Linked DNA regions of Mus musculus: region 1 is linked to region 2. Evidence: chromatin loops called from intact Hi-C (ENCODE). Cell type or tissue: heart. All regions are shown on one strand. Each heading gives the region's core, and the rest is flanking DNA. Links, peaks and the distances in the headings are about the cores only. Region 1 has its middle 6.7 kb from the start of Olfr323. Region 2 holds the start of Olfr332 (olfactory receptor 332).

Region 1 (10,258 bases), core at 1,381-9,380, 140 kb before region 2:
ACACACACACACACACACAAATTTTACAGGATGATAGGAGCCTGTGGCCATTCAACAAATATGAACAGAATAAAGAATAAAGTGGACAAACAGAATCAACACAGGCTATTCCAGACAGCCTGCATGGGAGAGTCCAAGGGTGGCCATCTGCACTTTTCCACAGGGTAGGTACACAAATGTTTTTGCTTTCTGTCTCCATCACTAGGACAGATGCTGTAGCGTGTATCTGATCAATCTTGGGACAGAAAAGCATATCAGGCAAATGTCTGGACCCACAGCTCTCTGCCCTAGGGACTCACCCGAAGCCAGACTTCTTTACCTAGGAGGCTAACGAGAAGTGGAGGGACAGCATGCTTCTGGGGCCAGGGGCATCAGGATGGGTGAGCTCACTGCTAGCTTTTCAGTTGCTGAACTTAAAACTGTTTTCCCTCCCAGACTTGTAGTCCAGGGTGAGAGCTGTAGCATTATTCTTTTAAAACACAAACTGTTAGTTATAGTGTGTGTGTGTGTGTGTGTGTGATGGCACACTTATATGTAGGTCGTAGGACAGCTGTTTAGAGTGCTCACTCCTTCCGGCATGTGTGTTTAGGGGATCAAACTCAGGTTGATAGCCTTGGCAGGAAGTACCTTTACCCACTGAGCCATCTGACTGGCCCCAATGTTCTTGAAATTACATGAGATTCTCTTACAGGACACGCATCCAGGTCTGTGGTGAACAGGAATGAGAGGAGCTGCAATACAGTGTGTGGAAATACATCCCCGGCACCGCCTAGCTTTCTAAAGAGAGGGGGGCCTAACTGAGATGTACACTTTCTCAGGATCTTTTCCCTCTGGTGGTGTGCCTGCTCCCGTGCAGCCCAGCATCGCCCCCACCCCCAGCTCCACAAGCTTGCTCATGAGTTTAAGTCTTTTTCTAAGTTGCCTCTCTCTCTACCCCTCCTCTCCAACTCTGTCTTGTCTTCTCTGTCCTTGTATTAGTTTGCTGACACCTGTACCCCAACCACCTTCACTCCTCTGGGGCCTTGGTCTGGCTTCCACCTCTTCAGAAAGGCAGTGTGTTCTCCCCAGTGAGCGCCCAAGGCATCTTAGTTCCACCTCTGGGCCACTAGGGGGAGCCACACCCCTGTGCCCAACAGTTTTTCTCTAGTTTTGGGCGTGCTCCTGAGCAGCTTGTATGGGGGGGGCTCTCTCTCTCTCTCTCTCTCTCTCTCTCTCTCTCTCTCTCTCTCTCTCTCTCTCTCTCTCTCCCTCTCTCTCTCTCTCCCTCCCTCCCTCCCTCCCTCCCCCTCCCCTCCCTCTTTCCTTCCCTCGCTTCTGCCTTCTTCTCCCTCTCCTCCTCTCCCCACCAAACTCAGCAAGTCCCTTCCTTCCTGTTTTATTTTTAGGACCTCAGTTTTCGTTTAAACAACTGTACCCCATATTGCTCTCTTAATTTTAAAAATTGTGATAGATGTACATTACAAAGTTTAAAACCTCAAATGTACATTTAATAGTTCAGTATTTGAAATTTAAAAGGCGTACAGTTTAAGATTTAAGCGTACAGTTCAGTGGCACTGAAGGTATTGGTAATGTGTTGGTTTTCTCTAAAACTCTTTCCCTCCAGCCCACTGGAAGCTCTGTGCCCACTGGACAGTGAACTTCTCTCTGCGCCCCATTCTTCCTGTGCTTATGATGATGCTAGCTTACTTTGCACAAGGGGACTCAGGCGACAGCTGTCACTTTGTGCCCAAATTCTTCCACTTAGCTCGGGCCCCCAGCACTCATTCACAAAGTGACCTCCTGGAGACTGTCCTTCCCACCCTGCATCAACTAGTCCAAATAATTAGCCCTTTATTAATCTCTGTAAAACCTATCTGCTTTATAGAAACCAGAAAAAGAAAGTCGTGTCTTTTCCTCTTGTGTAAGAGTGAAAGTGAAATTGGGAGAAACCTTGGAGTATGGCTGAGGATGGTCTCTCTAACAAGCCTCAGCATTCTCTGAGAAACAAGACATGAGACATTACAGAATATATATAATGTAGCTTTTTTTCTTTTAGAAGTAAAATAAAATCAATATCTCTCTCTCTCTCTCTCTCTCTCTCTCTCTCTCTCTCTCTCTCTCTCTCTCTATTTGTCAGGAAAGCAGATCTCCAATGAATACCGTGATAGAAAATACCAGACCAAGGAGCTGTACCCCAAATCTCCCCAGCTTCGTGTGGAGGCGGCTCTCTACCCCAGTTCACCACTCTGATTTGGGGATGGTGTCTGGTCTCTTAGTGTGTAGTGCTTACTAGCTCTGGACTCCATAGCTGGGCCAGAAGCCTGGTATTGTAAGGTTAACATTCACTTTTGCTGGTGAGCAGGCTGAGACCACTATTGCAGCACCTGCAAATTCCAGAATTTTCCTCAGCATTCTTGGCTTTGAAGCTGAGGCAGACCTAGATCCACACTCAATGCTCTACGATCCCCTTCAGAGCCTCTGGTGAGTTATACAAGCCTGTCTGCCTCCATCCTCTGACCTAAAACTGCATCTGTTTGGAGGCTTGCTCCTGTATATTGTGGATGGAGATTCGGATTCCTGCTACAAACAGCTGAGATGCCTATTAATATATTAAAGGAAACTTGGCCTCCAGGTTCTCCCCGCATCCCTCAGTCCCTACTTGTTACTGGGTAGGGTTGGCATAGCCTGCCTTCTACCCTAAACTCACCAGCTGTGGTGTGTGTGGTGCTGGGCTGGGCTGGGCTGCCCTTCCCAATATTTTCATTACCACCCTTTGGTACCTTTGGCCTCCTAGTTGCTGTGCCTGGGTTCCTTCTTTCCTTTATCCATTCCCCTCCCTGTTTCCCCACATGGCCCAGCTCAGCCTGGTAATATTTATTCTGGACTCTCCCAGATATCCTTGCCTCTGATTATGTCTCCCTTTTACCTACAGTAAACTTTCGTTTCCACCGTACCTTGGAGCAGTCATGTTCTTTCCTTTCCTTTTTAATTCGTTTTTTTTTTTTTTTTTCATTCAGATTCTAAACTATACGACGCTGCTCCTCCAGACCTGGCGCCACAGTCAGATAACCCACTGGGGAGAGGAAAAGGAAGCACAGATCTTTGGGGAACGCATTCAATTGTCTGCAGGGTCTAATTGTTCTGAAGTTCTCTCCTCTATTGTGAATTCAACATGGGATATTCAAAAGTGAGACTTTCTAATTAGGCACCAAGTGGCTCACGAAGACAATAGCAAGTCACCTGTGATTCCATGATGTGGCTGTCTGGAAAGGGGTAACTGTTGATCCCCCACACTGGACATCTTTCCTCGATGGCTCTTTGTTTTAATTTAACAGTGGTTTGATTCATTTGCTTGATTTCAGAGAATGGTTCTAAATCAATAGCAGCCCTGGCACCCAAATCTTCCCTTGGAATACTAAGAAGCACTAATAAGATTCTGGTGTTATCGATTGCTCTCCGGGGAAGATGCTGCCAGACAGTGCTCACACCAGCGCGTCCACACTACAGATACAGACCCACGATGCAGAGTCAGTCCTCACTGCATTCCTTATAGACAAAGCAAGGAAGTGATGCCTGAAGATAATTCTCCCAACGGCCACAGTTTCTGGCTCTAGGTTTCTCAGGCAGAGTCCGAATAAGAACGGTGTTGGTATGGCTTCTGAGGCAGGTGCAGGTGGGCTTTGAGGAGAGAATCTGATTTTTAGAAAAACCTCCTCCTCTGTCCTCACTCTGGCAAAGCTGCACTGAGATTTGGTCATCAGTCTGCATCTAATTAGTACAGATAAGTAAACAAACAAACAAACAAACAAACAAAGTTCTTCTTGTCTATGAGATCATAGAATAACATTCTGGAAGATGCATGGCTGTCTCTCCCGCCTGTCAGAATCATTATTGCTTGTATGGTGCCTAAGTATAGCACACTTCTGAACAACCAAAAGCCTTAGGACCGCCTTCCCTTTACACTTAAATGTATGTATCTAAAGTCTCAAGCTGCCAATGACATTCATGAATGTGTGTATAGCTCTGAGTGGTGACATGCAACTTTAATCCCAATAACTGCGAGTCAGAAGCAGGCAGATCTCTGGTTTTGAGGCCAACCTGGTCTACACAGGAAGTTCCCAGTCACTCTGGGATACATATTTAGACCGTCAAAAATGCATTTAAAATGTGCAGTAAGCTAACATATTAACTCTTGTAAACCCATTTAATTCAGTTCCTCTTTCCATTCCTTTTTTTTGGAGGGGGTGGGGTGGGGTGGGTGGGACGAGACTCTGTGTAACAGTCCTTGTTGTCCTGTCCTGGAACTCACTTTGTACACCAGACTAGACTCAAATTCACCAAAATCTGTCTACCTCTGCCTCCCTAGTGCTGGGGTTAAAGACTTGTGCCACCTCCCCTGCTATCTCCTCCTCCACCACCACCACCAGGCTTCAATACCTCTCTCTAAGCAATCTGTTTATCTCGCTTTTTCTGCATCTTCTTCCTTTCATTTTCATGTAGTTCTAAAGCCTCAGACCATTCTCCCTTTACCATAAACGAATGATCTAGAAGCTTCCAGAGCACAGACTTAAGAAGTGAAATACAGCATCAGGAGAGACGCTGTGCCCCTCCCTTAATGCACGACACTGAGCTACAGCGATGTCTTCAACTCTCCGCGCTTCCTGACTAGATCAGACGCGACTCTCCCACCTCCTGCATTTAGAGAGGGGAGGAAAAGTCACGTTTACAGATATGGCCTCCATAGTCTGGATGGAGCTATGTAGGGAGTTTGCATGTCTATGAGTGAGTTAGCTTTTCAGCATTGTGATTAAAATGCCTGAGGTTATTAACTTATTAAGGAAATGTTTATTTTGGCTCATGGTTTCAAAGGCCATGGCCATTGGTACTGTTGCTTTGAATATTTGATGGAAAAACAGATTAGAGGAACCGCAGGGCAATAGAACAGTAATTACACATTATTACATCAAGGTTTGATATTAAGTTACTAATAATGTCATGAGAACGTGTTGCAACCACTCTTCAATGTACATCTTTCTTTCGCTTGACCTTAAGATGTGGGGACCAGGATGACTTAATTCTCTGACTAACAGCTTATGGTGGTTTTTTTTCCATTGTGAATTAAACCTGCCCTCTTTCTCTCTCTGTCTCTCTCTGTGTGTATGTGTTTCTGTGCATATACATGTGCTGTGGTAGCCAGGTGGACTCCTTGTGGGAGTTAGTTCTCTCCTTCAATTCCATGGGACACAGGGATTGAATTCAGGTCATTAGTAAGTCCCTGCTAAGCCATCTAACCAGACTTCAGGGCTCCCCATGTCCACTCAAAACCATCCACTTCCTTCTAAGAGGAGATATGTAACCATCCAATCTCTCCTTCTTGCCCCAGGAAAGAGAAGGCCTGTGACAACCTGTCTGTCAGCATCTTGACACCCTTTCTCCCTGTCACCCCTCTGGGAGTCCTGATGTCTGAGCGCTCTACCTACACGACCAAGCTCTAGGTCCCTTTGTCTGGCTCTGGTTCAGGGCTGGACTGTGACTTTGTAAACCCCAGGACCCTCCTGTTTCGGCTTCTCCAGCTTCTGTTGACCCGAATGCAGCTCTATTGGCCTGTCTCTGCAGCTGACAGGAGTACATGACCTGCTTCGCAGGCTTCATTACATCCCTCTCTGCCAGGATGCAGATCTTAGGCCTGGATGGCGTCAGACACGAGAAGCTCCCCCCACAGTGTGAACAACTACACACTCCTTAACTGCATCTAGACCAGTCATAATAATACCCACAATGCCATGGCAGTAAACAATTACAAGATTTAAGCATGTTAGGGTTTTCCTTTAAAAAAACAAACAAACAAACAAACAAAAAAAAAACCCTAGGGTAAATGTTAACTGTGAAAGTGGTCACAAAAGGACCAAGATGGGTGTTATATTATAATCCAACTGACAATCTCATATGTGGAACACAGGTGCTTGGCTTTGGAGCACAGAACTATGGGTATTTCAAAGGTTGTAGATTTGCCTGCATTTTACTTCCTCCTCTGAATTTTATGAAGGCTGTACTCACAGATCAAACGATTTTGAAGGCGGCGCACACCACCACACTAATCAATAAACAAGGCAGCCTATATCACCACGGGTTGCTGATGTACCTAACGTCTGAAAGAGCCACAGGCATTCATACGTGTCAAACACATTCTCATTGGTTGAATGAATGAATGAATGAATGAATGAATGAATGAATGAATGAATGGTTTTAAATCTTCAGAAGTAGTCGGGGATGGGGGCATGTACCTGTCATCTCATCTCTAGGGAGGTAGGGACAGAAAGAGAAAGAGTTCAGGGTCAGCCTGAGAAGTTGTCTCAATAGAACCTCTTAATACTTTCTTTTAAATTAAAATGTATGCATTCATTTTTAACTAGAAATATTAATAAACTAGCTCTTCTCAATATACAGTTCTTCATCCAGTCAGTTTTTATTTCAAGTCCTGCTATATTACAGATGATACAGATGAGTCTGAGATCATCCCTTGGGGCTGGAGAGATGGCTCAGTGGTTAAGGGCACTGACTGCTCTTCCAGAGGTCCTGAGTTCAAATCCCTGCAACCACATGGTGGCTCACAACCATCTGTAATGGGATCTGATGCTCTCTTCTGGTGTGTCTGAAGACAGTGACAGTGTACCCATATACATGAAATAATTAATTAATTGAAAAGCAAGGTCATCCCTTTTCCAGTTCCCCTTCCAAAGCATCCATGAGTATCACCCCCAGGCCAGGTCTTCCTGCTGCATTATTTAGCATTCGTAGGCATGATGATTTCGGGCACAGAGCTGTCTAACTGATGAGCTAATTCCTTTGTAGTTGTATAACTATTTAACCTTATTGGCAATTATAGTGGGACAGTGAGATGCCACTCAACCGAATGCAAAAGTTACACTGCCTTCAGAAGTTCATCCCAATCCTATGGCCACTGGGCTTAAATGAAACACCTTTTTGATTGACAGAAGTCTTAGGCCAAAATTAGTGGGATCTACCCTAATTTCAAAATTTGAAAAAGTTGATTCCAAAGAGAATGAAACCGTGGCATCTCTCCCTCGAGCTTTGTCATTGAGGGCTCCTGGGCAGAGCTGGGTCTTAGCAGGAGATTCTTATTGTTTACCCTCTTGATTGGGAAATTATGCAAGACTGTCTTGGGAGCAAGGGTCTCAGAAGGGCCGTGTCTCCAGGAAACCCAGGTCTATTGAAAGGAGAAGTCTGGTTCCCTCAGCATCCAAGAGCAGCAGGAGATGGCAGATCCCAGACCTCACCATAGAAACCCAGCACTCATCCCAGGAAGGGGAAGCTTGGCCCTCAGGCCTCTGGGCTCTGCTCAGAGGGGAAGGTATGCGGGAGCAGCGTGGGCATGGAGGTGAAACTGCCTTCTGGAGATAACATGGTATGTGTCTGTTCAGTGCACACACTACTAATATTGGGGGCGCTGGTGTTGAATGTTAGATTTTAAAGTTACGCTGACTCCAGTGTGTTACTCCTCATGACAGTGGCAGTTCCAGCCCAGACACATGTTCTGTTTATATGAAAGAACAGATCATTGTGCCTCAACTAACCAGAAAATTAAACCATAATAGCAGAAAAGTAACTCCAACAGAGGACTTGGGAAGTCGAGAGGCCGCTTATTTTACGATATGTAGGGCTGCAAGGGCCAGTAACATTCTTGATTGTGTTGACTTTGTATAAAAGGGAGCCACACCTAATTAAGCTGAGGTTACACTATTGACCCAGGGCTTCAGAACACAGCATTTTGGAAAGCAGAAGCGTTTCTCTAGCTCAGTGTAAATCAAGTCCATTTGAAACCAGTCACCTTTCAAGAGACCTGTGTTTTAGTAGGTGATGAGCAGATTGTATCTGAAGCATGTGTGTATTGTGGAGGGACTTCAATAAATGGGAACCCAAGCTGACTTTCCAGCAACCTCAGTGTATCTTAGTGCGATGTCACTGTGGCCTCATTAGCCTGCAGACCATCCCTCCTTAACTCTAAATTATTCTTTTAAAATGTGTTTATTGTCCATTATAGTGAGCCCATTAGTGACACACTTACTAGAAAGCAAGAGGAAGCTAAGGTAGGAAAGGATCATTTGTTTAGAGACGACGTAGTTGATTCACCAAGAGAATTTGTAAGTATAGATACGATTCAACAGTCCTTCAGTCACATCCCCTGCTTGAGAACACTGCCATCCATGTGGACTGAAGGTCAAGGTCGTGGTTCATACACATGCAACACCAGGGAGAACACTCCTGACAATAGATTTAAAGATAGTAAAAAAAAAAAAAAAGCCGGGCCACCTGAATGTGGTGTTTCCAGTGAGTGACCCAAACATGTAAGGAGAAAACAGAACCAACTAAGCATACATCATACATCAGAGATGAAGAACCAATGTGGCAAATTAACAGAAGAGCCTGTGCCCAGGGGTGACTAAGCTGACTGGCGACCATGACCTCCTCTTGCTCTCGGTATGATCTGCCTGTGGTTTAAATTTTTAGCTCAGTTACCTTTTGGGGTACTGTGGATTAGACATGAGAAGTGCAAAAGACAACATTGCAAAGATGTAGGAGAGATGGGGGGCGGTGGCACTTTCTTCACAGGACAAGCCTTGTAGAACAGAGAGTAGACAGGAATTAGGAATCTTTGCATCTAGAGTTAGCTGATATAACAACAAAAGAAAATCTAGTACCGAGTCTGAGATACACAACACCACAAATCCTGTCCTGAATAAGAAGGCAGAGGGAGGTGAGGCATCTTCAGTGAGGTGGAAGACAATGGGCACTGAGGGAGACATGCGTGCTGCTAAAGGTACTGAGGAGAGTCAGTTTAAGAGGAGGTTCAGATACTGATGCTGATGAGACTAGTGTGTGTTCCAAACACAGCAATTGTCACCCCAAACCCCATGGTTAGCCTTGTTCTGGAACCTGAGAGTCAAGAGCCAAGACTGGATTGAGAGTCAAGAGGAAGGGAGCTCTGGCTTCTATCCCTAGACCACGTCTAGGTAAATCATTAAAGGTTGCAAGCAGCAGAAGGATGAGCGGACTGGGAGGCGCTCAGACCTATGGCTACGCAGATGCAGATGCAGATGCAGAGGCAGAGGCAGAGGCAGAGGCAGAGGCAGAGGCAGAGGCAGAGGCAGAGGCAGAGGCAGAGGCAGAGGCAGAGGCAGAGGCAGAGGCAGAGGCAGAGGCAGAGGCAGATGCAGATGCAGATGCAGAGGCTGGTCTGGAGTGTGCGGGTATGAATACTGAGTGACCAGTGGGTCAGACAGAGGGGGAGGTCAGTGAGCTGTGAGGCGGTAATGACAGAAGAAGAGGATTGGCAATGAGGGCAGTTTGGGGGAGGTCAGGAGGGACATGGAGGGTCCTTGAGGAGCAGAGGTGACAGAAAAGCCCTGACTGCTGTGGATAAGGGAATAGGCCCAGCTGGAGAAAGCCACACCCTCCAGGAAGGCATTTGGGAAAATGAGGTAACATAGGCAGTGTTTGGAAAACATTAGCTTCAAGAGCCTTCTTTGCCACTTTGAAAAGGGAAACAAACAGCGGCTTTTTGGTTGACAAGAAGACATGCAGCAGAGAGGTGGCCACCGCTGAGTCCATGGAGGACAGTGGGAGAGCTGCCTGACCTTTCAGAAGCTAAGAGGCGACAGGCAAGCTGCTTCCTCAGGAGGGTAGGGGTGACCTGAGTGAGAGTGGGAGGATGCAGTGTTCACAGACATCCCACTGCGGGGCTTCCACTGGGGAGAGAGAAAGACAAGGGCCTTAGATATGGGAGAACAGATTAGAACAGAATGAAATATCCCTGGGGACACTGCAGAAGTGAGCAGGTGAGGGGTTTCTGTCTGTGAATTCTAAAGATGTATTTTATGTTAATTCTCTCTCTCTCTCTCTCTCTCTCTCTCTCTCTCTCTCTCTCTCTCTCTGTATGTGTGTGTCTGTCTGTCTCTTTCTTTCTGTGTGTCTCTGTCTCTCTGTCTCTCTCTCTCTCCCTCTCTCTCTCTCTCTCTCTCTCTCTGTGTGTGTGTGTGTGTGTGTGTGTGTGTGTGTGTGTGTAGAGGTGACTGCAGAGGCCAAAAGAAGACACTGGATCCCCTGGAGCAGGAGTTATAGGCAGTTGTGAGCTGTTTGACTTGGTGCTGGGACCTAAACTCCAGTCTTCTGCGTGGGCATTATACACTCTTAGCTGCCAAGCCATCTCCCCAGTCCCTCCTGTTTCTTAAGGTGACAACACTTTTTGTTGGTTCCCATC
Region 2 (10,258 bases), core at 1,497-9,496:
AGTTAACTAATGGTCCTCCTCTTAAAAGACTCTTGCCTCTGACATGCACTGTGGCTTTTGGTTTGCTCTCTCTTGAAGGGATTTAGCCTTCCCACTCCAACCCCCCATGCCCACCACCACCCCACTCCACCCCACCTTAGAAAACTACTTTTGGCTCTGGGAAATGCCTGTTCCCTGCCTTTCCACCCAGGGCTTTTTCTCAGGTTCTAAGCTTGGATTTAAAAAAAAAAAAAACTTACATTTTTATACCATTTGTAGCTGAGGGCTTTTCCATCCATGCCCCAATTCCCGAATAACTCAGAGTCTCATATTTTATCAATAAATGCCTAGGCTTTTGTTCTCCAGATAGCTCCTAACTTAATTAACCTGTTTAAACTAGTCTGTCTGCCACATGGCTGGTTATCACTCCTTAGTTTCATCTGTCAGACTTACTCAGCATTTGGGTACCAGAGTGGGGGTGGGGTGCAGTGGGGGCATCCCCGGCACTTCTCTCTTGGTTTTCTCTTGAAAGTTAAGCATACGTGGGAGAGCATCGGCAGGAGTAAGACTTGGTCTTAAGGGATATTTAGAGCTGCTGTTTGATAATAAAACATTCACCTGTCTTCAGCCTAAAGGGCTTTGCTTCTGTAGCTGACCTGCCTGTCTGAGTTGCTCCTGAGGTCAGAAGCTGCAGTCTCTGGCTTAACACCTCATAGTAAAACAGAGGGGCGCGGGAGGGGGGGGGGGGTTTAAGAAATGCAGCCTCTGTTCTATCTCTGCAGGAACTCTGTCTCTGCTCTAACTCCCAGCCTACCACTTGAAGTTGCAGGAAGAAAGGGGGACATATTGAAAAGTGGCTTTTGATTGCCATATGCAGGGATCCATCCCATAATCAGCTCCCAAACGCTGACACCATTGCATACACTAGCAAGATTTTGCTGAAAGGACCCAGATATAGCTGTCTCTTGTGAGACTATGCCGGGGCCTAGCAAACACAGAAGTGGATGATCACAGTCAGCTATTGGATGGGTCACACGGCCCCCAATGGAGGAGCTAGAGAAATTACTCAAGGAGCTAAAGGGAACTGCAACCCTGTAGGTAGAACAACATTATGAACTAACCAGTACCCCGGAGCTCTTGACTCTAGCTGCATATGTATCAAAAGATGGCCTAGTCGGCCATCACTGCAAAGAGAGGCCCATTGGACTTGCAAACTGTATATGCCCCAGTACAGGGGAACGCCAGGGCCAAAACGGGGGAGTGGGTGGGTAGTGGATTGGGGGGGTGGGTATGGCGGACTTTTGGGATAGCATTAAAAATGTAAATGAGGAAAATACCTCATAAAAATAAAATTAAATTTAAAAAAAAAAAGAAAAGAAAAGTGGCTTTAGCTTTTATTTCTAAATGCTAATGTTTCTTATGAAAGTCCTCTAAGGAAAAGGGGAAAGGGCCCGTCTCTGCTCTTTGTCCTCAGCACTTATACGTCTTTCAGAATACATGATCACACGGGAAAAAAAAAAAACTCATCACAAGTTGACACATAAATACAAATCATAAATCAAATAAGTTTACAACAGGGAATGTTTACATGCATATCCATTAGGAGTAATTATTTGGCTAAGCATTCATCATCTGTCACCAGCTCTACAGATTCATGGAGAGTTAAAAACCATAATTTTTCTGACAAAGTTATTAGTAAAGTTTTGTATAGATAGACCCAGCCGATATTTTATCTTCTATCCTTGCACCTATAGTAAATTCTTAGTTCACTTTCTATGACCTTTGGTTAATGGTTTTACAACCTCTTGGAATGTGCCCTAAGTTGTAGATGGCTGCTTGCTATCTCAGAAGCAATTAACTCATGACACTAAAGACTGGCAGAGTTCTCATTACAGTTTTGATTATTGTAATAGTCCTATTATAAAAGAGCTTAGATAATTACTAATATAATTTTAGGAATTCTTTTAGGATAATCGTTAAGAATTAAGACATCATCCATTTGTCTATATAGCATCACTACAAAACAGTGCATCTCAGTTGTTCTGCAGAAATCTGCTCAAAGCTGAAATTCTCAGCCTTGCCTAAAGGAGCAAATCTGTCATAGATTTTTAATCCATGGCAGAACCATCTCAGGAAGATCACCTTCTAGTTTTTTAGCTTCTCCTTGACGGCTCCTGGCACTCAGTGGTCATTTCTTCGTGCCTAACTCTTTCCCAGAATTCCTCCCCCCCTCCCTCTTTCATGTCCATTATTGGCCATTAGCTGTTATTGACAGGTGATGCTTCCACACAGTACACAAGAAGAGATTATTCTTATATCATGTGGAGTTTAGTATTATCCTTTCAAGGTCTGAAAAAAATGTGTTAGAATTTTCATGGGTATTGCTTTGGATCTGCAGATTGCTTTTAGTAGAATGGCCACTTTCACTATGTTGATCCTACTCATCCATGAGCATGTGAGCATGTGAGATCTTTCCAACTCCTGGTACCATCTTCAATTTCTTTCTTCCACAGCTTGAAGATTTTATCATACAAGTCTTTCACTTGCTTGGTTAGAGTTACCACAAGATGTTTTATATTATTTGTGGCTATTGTGAAGGATGTTGTTTCCCTGATTTTTTTTCCTGAGCCTGTTTGTTGTTTATATAGAAGAGCTACTGATTTTTGTTGTTGTTGTTGTTGTTGTTGTTGTTGTTAATCTTGTATCCAGCCACTTTACGTGAGATGTTTATCAGCTATAGGAGTTCCTTGGTAGAATTTTTAGGAACACTTATGTATACTATCATATCAACTGCAAATAGTGATATTTTGACTTCTTGCTTCCCAATTTATATCCCCTTGATCTCCTTTAGCTGTCTTATTTATTTGTTTGTTTGTTTGTTTGTTTGTTTGTTTGTTTGTTTGTTTTTACACTCCATATTTTATCCCTGTCCACCCTATATCCCATACCTCCTCCCCACTTCCCTGTCTTCACATCGACGCCCCCACCCTTCCACCCCACCTGAACTCTAAAGTCTCTGAGGCCTCCAGTCTCTTGAAGGTTAGGTGCATCATCTCTGAATGAACACAGACCTGGCAGTCCTCTACTGTATGTGTGTCGGGGGCCTCATATCAGCTGGTGTATGCTATCCGTTTGGTGATCCTGTGTTTGAGAGATCTTGGGGGTTCAGATTAATTGAGACTGCTGGTCCTCCTACAGGGTCACCCTTCTCCTTAACTTCTTTCAGCCTTTTCTTAATTTCAACAACAGGGGTCAGGTGCTTCTGTCCATTGGTTGGGTGCAAATATCTGTATCTGACTCTTTCAGCTGCTTGTTGGGTCTTCTGGAGTGTGGTCATGGTAGGTCCTTTTTGTGAGCACTCCATAGCCTCAGTAATAGTGTCAGGCTCTGGGACCTACCTCCTCCTTTAGCTGTCTTACTGCCCTAACTAGACCATCAATTAATATATTGAATATATATGGAGAGAAGGGACAGCCTTGTTTTGTTCCAGATTTTAGTGGAGTTGGTATGAATCTCTCTCCATTTAATATGTTAGCTATAGGCTTGCTGAAAATTGCTTTTATTATGTTGAGGTATGTCTCCTTTTATCCCTAGTTTCTCCAATATTATTACCATAAAAGGGGTGTTAGATTTTGTCAAAAACTTTTCTGGGATCTCATGAGATGCTCATGGGGGTTTATTTTTCTTTATTTGATGGATTACATTGACTGATTTTCTAATATTGAACCAACCTAGTGTCTCTGGGATGAAGCCTACTTGATCATGATGGATGATCTTTGTGATATATTCTAGGATTCAGTTTGCGAGAATTTTATTGAGTATTTTTGCATATATGTTCATAAGGGAAATGATCAGTAATTCTCTTTCTTTGTTGAGTCTTTGTGTGGTTTGGGAAATGGGGTAATTGAGGTCTCATAAATTTGTTCCTCTTATTTCTGTTTGGTGAAACAAATTGAATAGGAGTATTGGTGTTAGCTCATCTTTAAAAGTCTTATAGAATTCAGTGCTAAAATCATCTGCCCATGCATGGACTTTGTTGTTGTTGTTGTTGTGAAACTTCCAATGACTGCTTCTATTTCCTTAGGGGTTATAGATCTATTTATATTGATGATCTAACTTCGGTCAATGGTATCTATCCACTATTATTCGTTTCTTTTAGATTTTCAATATTTTGGACTATAGATTTTAAACTATGACCTGATGATTCTTAGAGATTTCTGGTGTCTGTTGTTATGCCCCAATTTTTATTTCTGATTTTGTTAATTTAGATATTCTCTCTGTATCTTTTAGTTAGGTTGAATAAGGGTTTGACTTTATTGTGAGATATTTTGTCTTCTCCATCTATAGTGATTAAAAGTTTTGCTGAGCATAGTAGTCTGGGCTGGCAACTGTGGTCTTTTGGAGTCTTCAGAACATCTGTCCGGGCCCTTCTTGTTTTCAGAATCTCCATGAGAACTTGGATGTAATTCTACTAGGTCTTCATATGTCACTTGTTATTTTTTCCCTTGAAGATTGTAACATTCTTTCTTTGTTCTGTGTGTTTAGTGTTTTGATTACTATGTGACAGGGGGACTTTCTTTTCTGCTCCAATCTATTTGGTATTCTGTAAGCTTCTTGTATCCTTATATATGTCTCTTTGTTTGTTTGTTTGTTTGTTTGTTTGGTTGGTTGGTTGGTTGGTTGGTTGGTTGGTTGGTTGGTTGGTTGGTTTTTTGAGGCAGGGTTTTTCTGTATAGCCCTGGATGATCTGGAACTCACTCTGTATACCAGGCTGGCCTTGAACTCAGAAATTCACCTGCCTCTGCCTCCCAAGTGCTGGGATTAAAGGCATGCACCACCACTGCCCAGCTTATAGGTCTCTCTTTCTTTAGGTTTCCATGATTTTGTTGGAAATCTTTTCTGGGTCTTTGAGGTAGAATTCTTCTCCTTCTTCTATTCCTATTATTCTTAGGTTTAGTCTTTCCTGAAAGTTTTATGTCAGGAATTTTTAGTTAACATTTTTTGTCACCAACATATCAATTTCTTCTATCATATCTTCAATACCTGGGATTCTCCCTTCTTCTCTTATATTCTGTTGGTGATGATTGCATCTGTAGTTTCTGTTCACTTACCTAGATTTTTCATTTCTACAAATCCCTGTTTGTATTTTTCTTTTTTAAAAAAAAGATTCATTTATTTATTGTGTATGCAACATTCTGACTACATGTATGTGTGCAGGCTTGAAGAGGGCACCCGATCACATTATAGATGGTTATGAGCCACCACATGGTGACTAGGAATTGAACTCAAGACCTCTGGAAGAGCATGCAGTGCTCTTAACCTCTGAGTCATCTTTCCAGCCCTGTTTGTGTTTTCTTTATTGCTTCTATTTCTATTTTTAGGTCTTGAACAGTTTTATTCATATCCTTTGGTTGTTGGACTTCTCTCCTTGGCTTTCTTGGCTTTCTTTAGGGGATTTATTCATTCCCTTTCTAAGGACCTGTACAGTCTTCATAAAGTTGGTTTTGAGGTATTTTTCTTGAGTTTAAGCTATGTAGAATATTCAGGGCTTGTCTACAGTAGTAGAATATCTGTCCCTCTGGTGGTGATAACATATTGCTTTGGCTGTTGGTTGTATTCTTAAGCTAGCATCTAGGCATCTGGGTTTGGAGTGATTCTAGGTTTAGGTTCAGATTTCTGAGTTTGTCTTGGTTGGATGGGTGTTTTGTTCCTTGGTTTCTGGTTCCTTTCTGGTTTTCTGGCCAGTGTGGCCTGTGGTTGAGCGGGGTGTCTCCACCCAAGATGGGAGCTGGACCCTCTGGTGACAGGGCTAGAATCTGATACAGCAGGGTCAAAATGTGTGTGGATGCTTTGATCTCTAGAGTGCAGACTATCCTGTGAGACACCCATATTATCGGAACTGTGTTTTAGGTTCCTTTCCATTATCACAGTTTGGTTATTTCTTCTCCGTTCTTCCTGGATCCCAGCCCATCCTAGGTCAGACAGGATCACTGACTGCCACATGAGACCCTGAAGGAGCTTTGATTGCTCAGAGTCTGTTTCCTTCTGCCACCGCCAAGCTGCTTCCCTCCCATCTCCATGGAGACAGTAAAAACCCAACTGCTGTTTTACCAAACAAACAGCACAGAATACTGGACAGTGAGACTTGCATCAGAGGTTTCTAGGTGTGTGGTTAATTGAAGTCTGGGGACAGACTCCCATGAGAGTCCCTGATGGTTCCCCAGTTCCACAGCACACAGAAGAATTGGCAGCTCTTGATCTGGCCAGAATCACAGCAGTAAGCTAACACACTGCTCTCAGACCTGAGCCAGGTGTGGATCAAAATGTAGTGAATCTGTTTCCATGGGCTATGAGGTCAAAGGCCAGGGTCCTCAAGACAAGAACTGATTGATTTAATGAAAGTGTTATGGAACACATCGAGAAGGGTGATACGGGCTACCCAAGACTCACACTGCAGCACAGAACAGGAAAGTAAAGTGGGGAGGAAGATCACTACTGAGAAAGCTTTTGCTCTCCCTAAAAGAAGTTAACTCTGGTTGGTGACTTGTGCTTGAACCATAGTGCTAGGGTAGAAACTGCAAAACCAAGAAGAAGTCTGAACCTGAGAACAGACAGGATGTTCTTCATGTTGAAGTCATGATCATGTGAACTGCACTTCCTCTACAAGTGAAAAAGGTATGAAGTTAAATTTTTAAAAAAAAGTCCCAATGCTGTAACCAGTGAGTGATTGACTAGAGGTCAAAGCCTGTCCTGACCCAGTGAAGAGCCTAGGTCCTCCTGTCACATTACCCAATAGCTAAAGAATGGCAGGGCTTTCAGAGAAGCTAATGAGATTCTCTGGAGTGAAGATTGGTAGAAAAGAACACTCAAGAAAGTAATCTGGGGGCTGGGAGAGGTGGCTCCACAGTTTAGAACACTAACTCCTCTTGCAGAGAACTGGGTTTGATTCCCAGAACTCACATGTTAACATCTGTAGCTCCAGTTCCAGGGGCTCTAACACCCTTTTCTGGCCTCCATGGGCACTGCACACAGATGGGATACAGACCTGCCTGTAGGCAAAACTCATAAAATGAAAGAATTTTAAGGAGAAAGGAATATGTAAGATTCAAGAATTTCAGGAGATTGCTACTCACATGAAATATCAAAGATGGGAGGAAAGTAATGATTGGGTTATGGGTTATAATCAAAGGGACTAATTATTAAACTGTTCCAATAGAAATAACTGCAGGCTATGATCTTGCTAAGTCCCCGGTAAAGTATACTTCAACTGGGTGAACTGTAAGATGCCTTTGTTGCTGGACAAAAGGAGAAATACCTTGGTCACTGGAGTGGTTTCTTTGAGGTACAACCCCAGCCAAAACCAAGATGGGGAACAGAAGAAAAGTTAAGCGAGCATTTGAGGGGGGAACAGAGAGAGAACAACACCCTCTGAAAGGGACAAGGTAGGCAGACTGGGAAAATAATGAAGAACTGATGTCCTGTGTTGTGGGGGTTACTAGAGCTTTTATTATTTGGACATGGAAACTGGTCGGCACAGGGTAGCAGGCATCATTGGAGTGACATGCTCCTGCAGCTCAGGCCAAACACAGAAGTTGTTAGCCACATTCTGGTGTAGTTAGTAAAAGGCTGTTGTTGTGTGTGGCCTGAAAATCAGCGTGTGGGTTTAAGGTAGGAAATAGCTGGCTGTATCTATTGCCTGACATTTAGCTTTAGGTCAGCTAACAGGTATCTTTTGTTAATAATTCTTGAACCTTTCAGATAATTACAAGCTGTTCTGTTAGTGGTTTGTAACTGCCGTAGTGACCTGCAACTTGGGATTTCCCATTATAACTCCTGCTGCCCATCTCCTTCTCAGTTCCCTATTCCTGTGCCTTTCCTCAACTCCTCGCCCGTGGAAATCTGCCTCTGAGAGTTCCAGCCCAGTTCCTGACCAAGAGACTCAAATTATTTCAGACAAATGCTTTCTCTGTGATAGTTTCCATTTTATCATTGTAGATTTTTTCAGATATAAAAATTTTATTGAATGAAGATATGGACCTGAAGAATAAAACTACATCCAGTTTCATCCTGCTGGGGCTCTTTCCCAGCTGCAGGTACCCAAACCTCCTTATCTCCTTCATCCTCCTCATCTACACCCTGGCCTCGGCTGGAAACTCCCTCTTGATACTCCTCATCTGGCTGGACCCCCGTCTCCACACACCCATGTACTTCCTGCTCAGTCAGCTGTCTGTCATTGACCTGGCTTATATCTCCTGCACAGTGCCCAAGGCAGCCATCAACTACTTCACCGGGAGGCAGAACATCTCCTTCTTTGCCTGTGCCACTCAGATGTTTTCCTTCCTCACCCTTGGCCTTGCTGAGTGCATCTTACTGACACTAATGGCCTATGACCGTTATGTGGCTGTCTGTAACCCTCTGAGGTATACCATTCTCATGAGCCCCAAGGTCTGTCTGATGATGGCCGCCTCCACCTGGATCGGAGCAGTTGCCGCAGCCCTCGTTCATACCGTATACCCCATGAATTTTCCTATCTGTGGCTCCAGGGAGATCAACCATTACTTCTGTGAGATGCCCGCTATTCTGAGAATGTCTTGTGTGGATACATCTGTCTACGAGATGGTGAAGTTTGTGTCAACTATTATCTTTCTCCTGACCCCATTCACTTTGATCCTGACTTCCTATACCCTCATATTCCTCACTGTCCTCAGGATGAACTCTCCCAAGGGGCGGAATAAAGCCTTGGCCACCTGCTCCTCCCACCTGACTGTCGTGAGCCTCTATTTTGGTCAGGCCATCTTCATCTACATGACGCCCACTTCTTCCCACACACCCGACCAGGACCAGGTAGGTGCTGTGCTGGGCACCATAGTGACCCCCATGCTCAATCCTCTTATCTACAGCCTGAGAAACAAGGAAGTGATAGGGGCCCTGCAGAAGTGCACCGGCAGATGCTGCAGCCGTGATAGAGTCGGCTCCCTCCGGTGCTGCACTCAGAAGTGTCCTATCCTTCATCTTAAAAGCGAATTTAAGTCTAAGGAAATCCAGATTGGAAACAGAGCCTTGTAAGAAAGAAACATGTAAGGCGCATATGAAGAATTTGATGGAATGTTGTTCTCAGTTCTCATCGTGGTATCTTCAGTAAACCCTTAGTGAGTGTTTATTTGTAAAATTACGATGACATCTGTGCAAAGGCGAAGGGTTTCTAATTCATTGAGACACAAGTCCAGAACCTATTTGCTGTTCTATCTTTCCCAAGTTGATCCACACGGCTAATTAGATATCATCCTGTTAGTATCTCCTTTTCACATTTTTACTCTCGCTTAGTCCCTTGAAGCAATCTATGCAATTAAATCCTTCTTTCTTCTGACTGAACGCATCACTGATCACACTGGGCAGGGAGAGACATGAATCACCTTTTCTTATGACATTTCAACCTTTTCCGTGAGCCCTTAGTGCATCTTTTATATTTATCAAAATATAATACATTCCCAGCACAGAAATGATACTCAGTGTGCTTTCTGGGGTACGGTAGATGGAACTGTCACATGATCATGTTGCCTTTAAGAGAAACCATCAGTAATAAAGTTCCATGTTTCAAAACAGAGACTGGGTATTACAGGCCCCTTCTCACACAATCACCTCTTAAAAATAACTGTGGCAAATTAATAGTTGACAGCATTTAAACCACAAATAAAAAAATAGAAAAAAAAACAATTCCTAAAACTTTAGCAATGTGTCAGGCTTGGAAAATGATAGCTAAATTTTAACGTGACCAGTGACCATCCTTAAGCACCGCCCCTCCTTTCCACTCAGACCGTTCCCAGGCTCGTGTCGTGGTTGAGGTGGCTTTATGTCACAAAATGTATGTTAGCAAACCTTCATCTTCGGGAGAAAAGATCACATGGTGACATGGGATTTACTGTGTGGGACTTTAATTCAAATTGTGTTTTTGAAATGAAGGACTCCAAAGTTATGAAGAAGTTAACACTATGAACTAGGAAATTTTCACTTTAGAAGCCCAGGGGCTCCCACGGTTTTACAATCAAGTTACATCATAGTGGCTTCGCACCTCTGCACTCGATTGTGGGGATTTACAAGGACCTTCAAAAGCAGCGAAATCGTCATCATTTCAGATGCTTTCTGTTAGAGTACACCTCTAATTTCCTTTCATAGAAGCCCTCTTGGATGAAACTCTGTTTACTTCTGTCTTCTATACATTTTTCATTTCATTGGAGAAATTAAGCCTTGATATCTTTAAGTTCTTCTCAGAGTTTTTCCC

The links. Peaks named below come from ENCODE experiments on the same cell type or tissue, not always from the same donor. Only the 100,000 strongest peaks of a DNase experiment are listed, where the experiment ranks them.
Region 1: it touches region 2 in a loop (2.0-fold over the local background); 3 of 42 quality-filtered maps call a loop at or near these places.

Annotation. Positions count from the first base shown.
Region 1 is chr11:58,627,622-58,637,879 of GRCm38, reverse strand. No RefSeq gene overlaps it. Among named protein-coding and RNA genes, the nearest start is that of Olfr323, 6.7 kb to the right of the region's middle. In heart, for the core only: no CTCF peak of the experiment used is centred there; no DNase peak of the experiment used is centred there; H3K27me3 peaks cover 1,146 bases.
Region 2 is chr11:58,488,506-58,498,763 of GRCm38, reverse strand. Olfr332 (olfactory receptor 332) reads left to right here and starts at 6,265. Exons shown (of 2, transcript NM_001011770.2): 1 at 6,265-6,654; 2 at 7,835-9,045. The coding sequence starts at 8,011. The coding sequence ends at 9,045. In heart, for the core only: no CTCF peak of the experiment used is centred there; no DNase peak of the experiment used is centred there.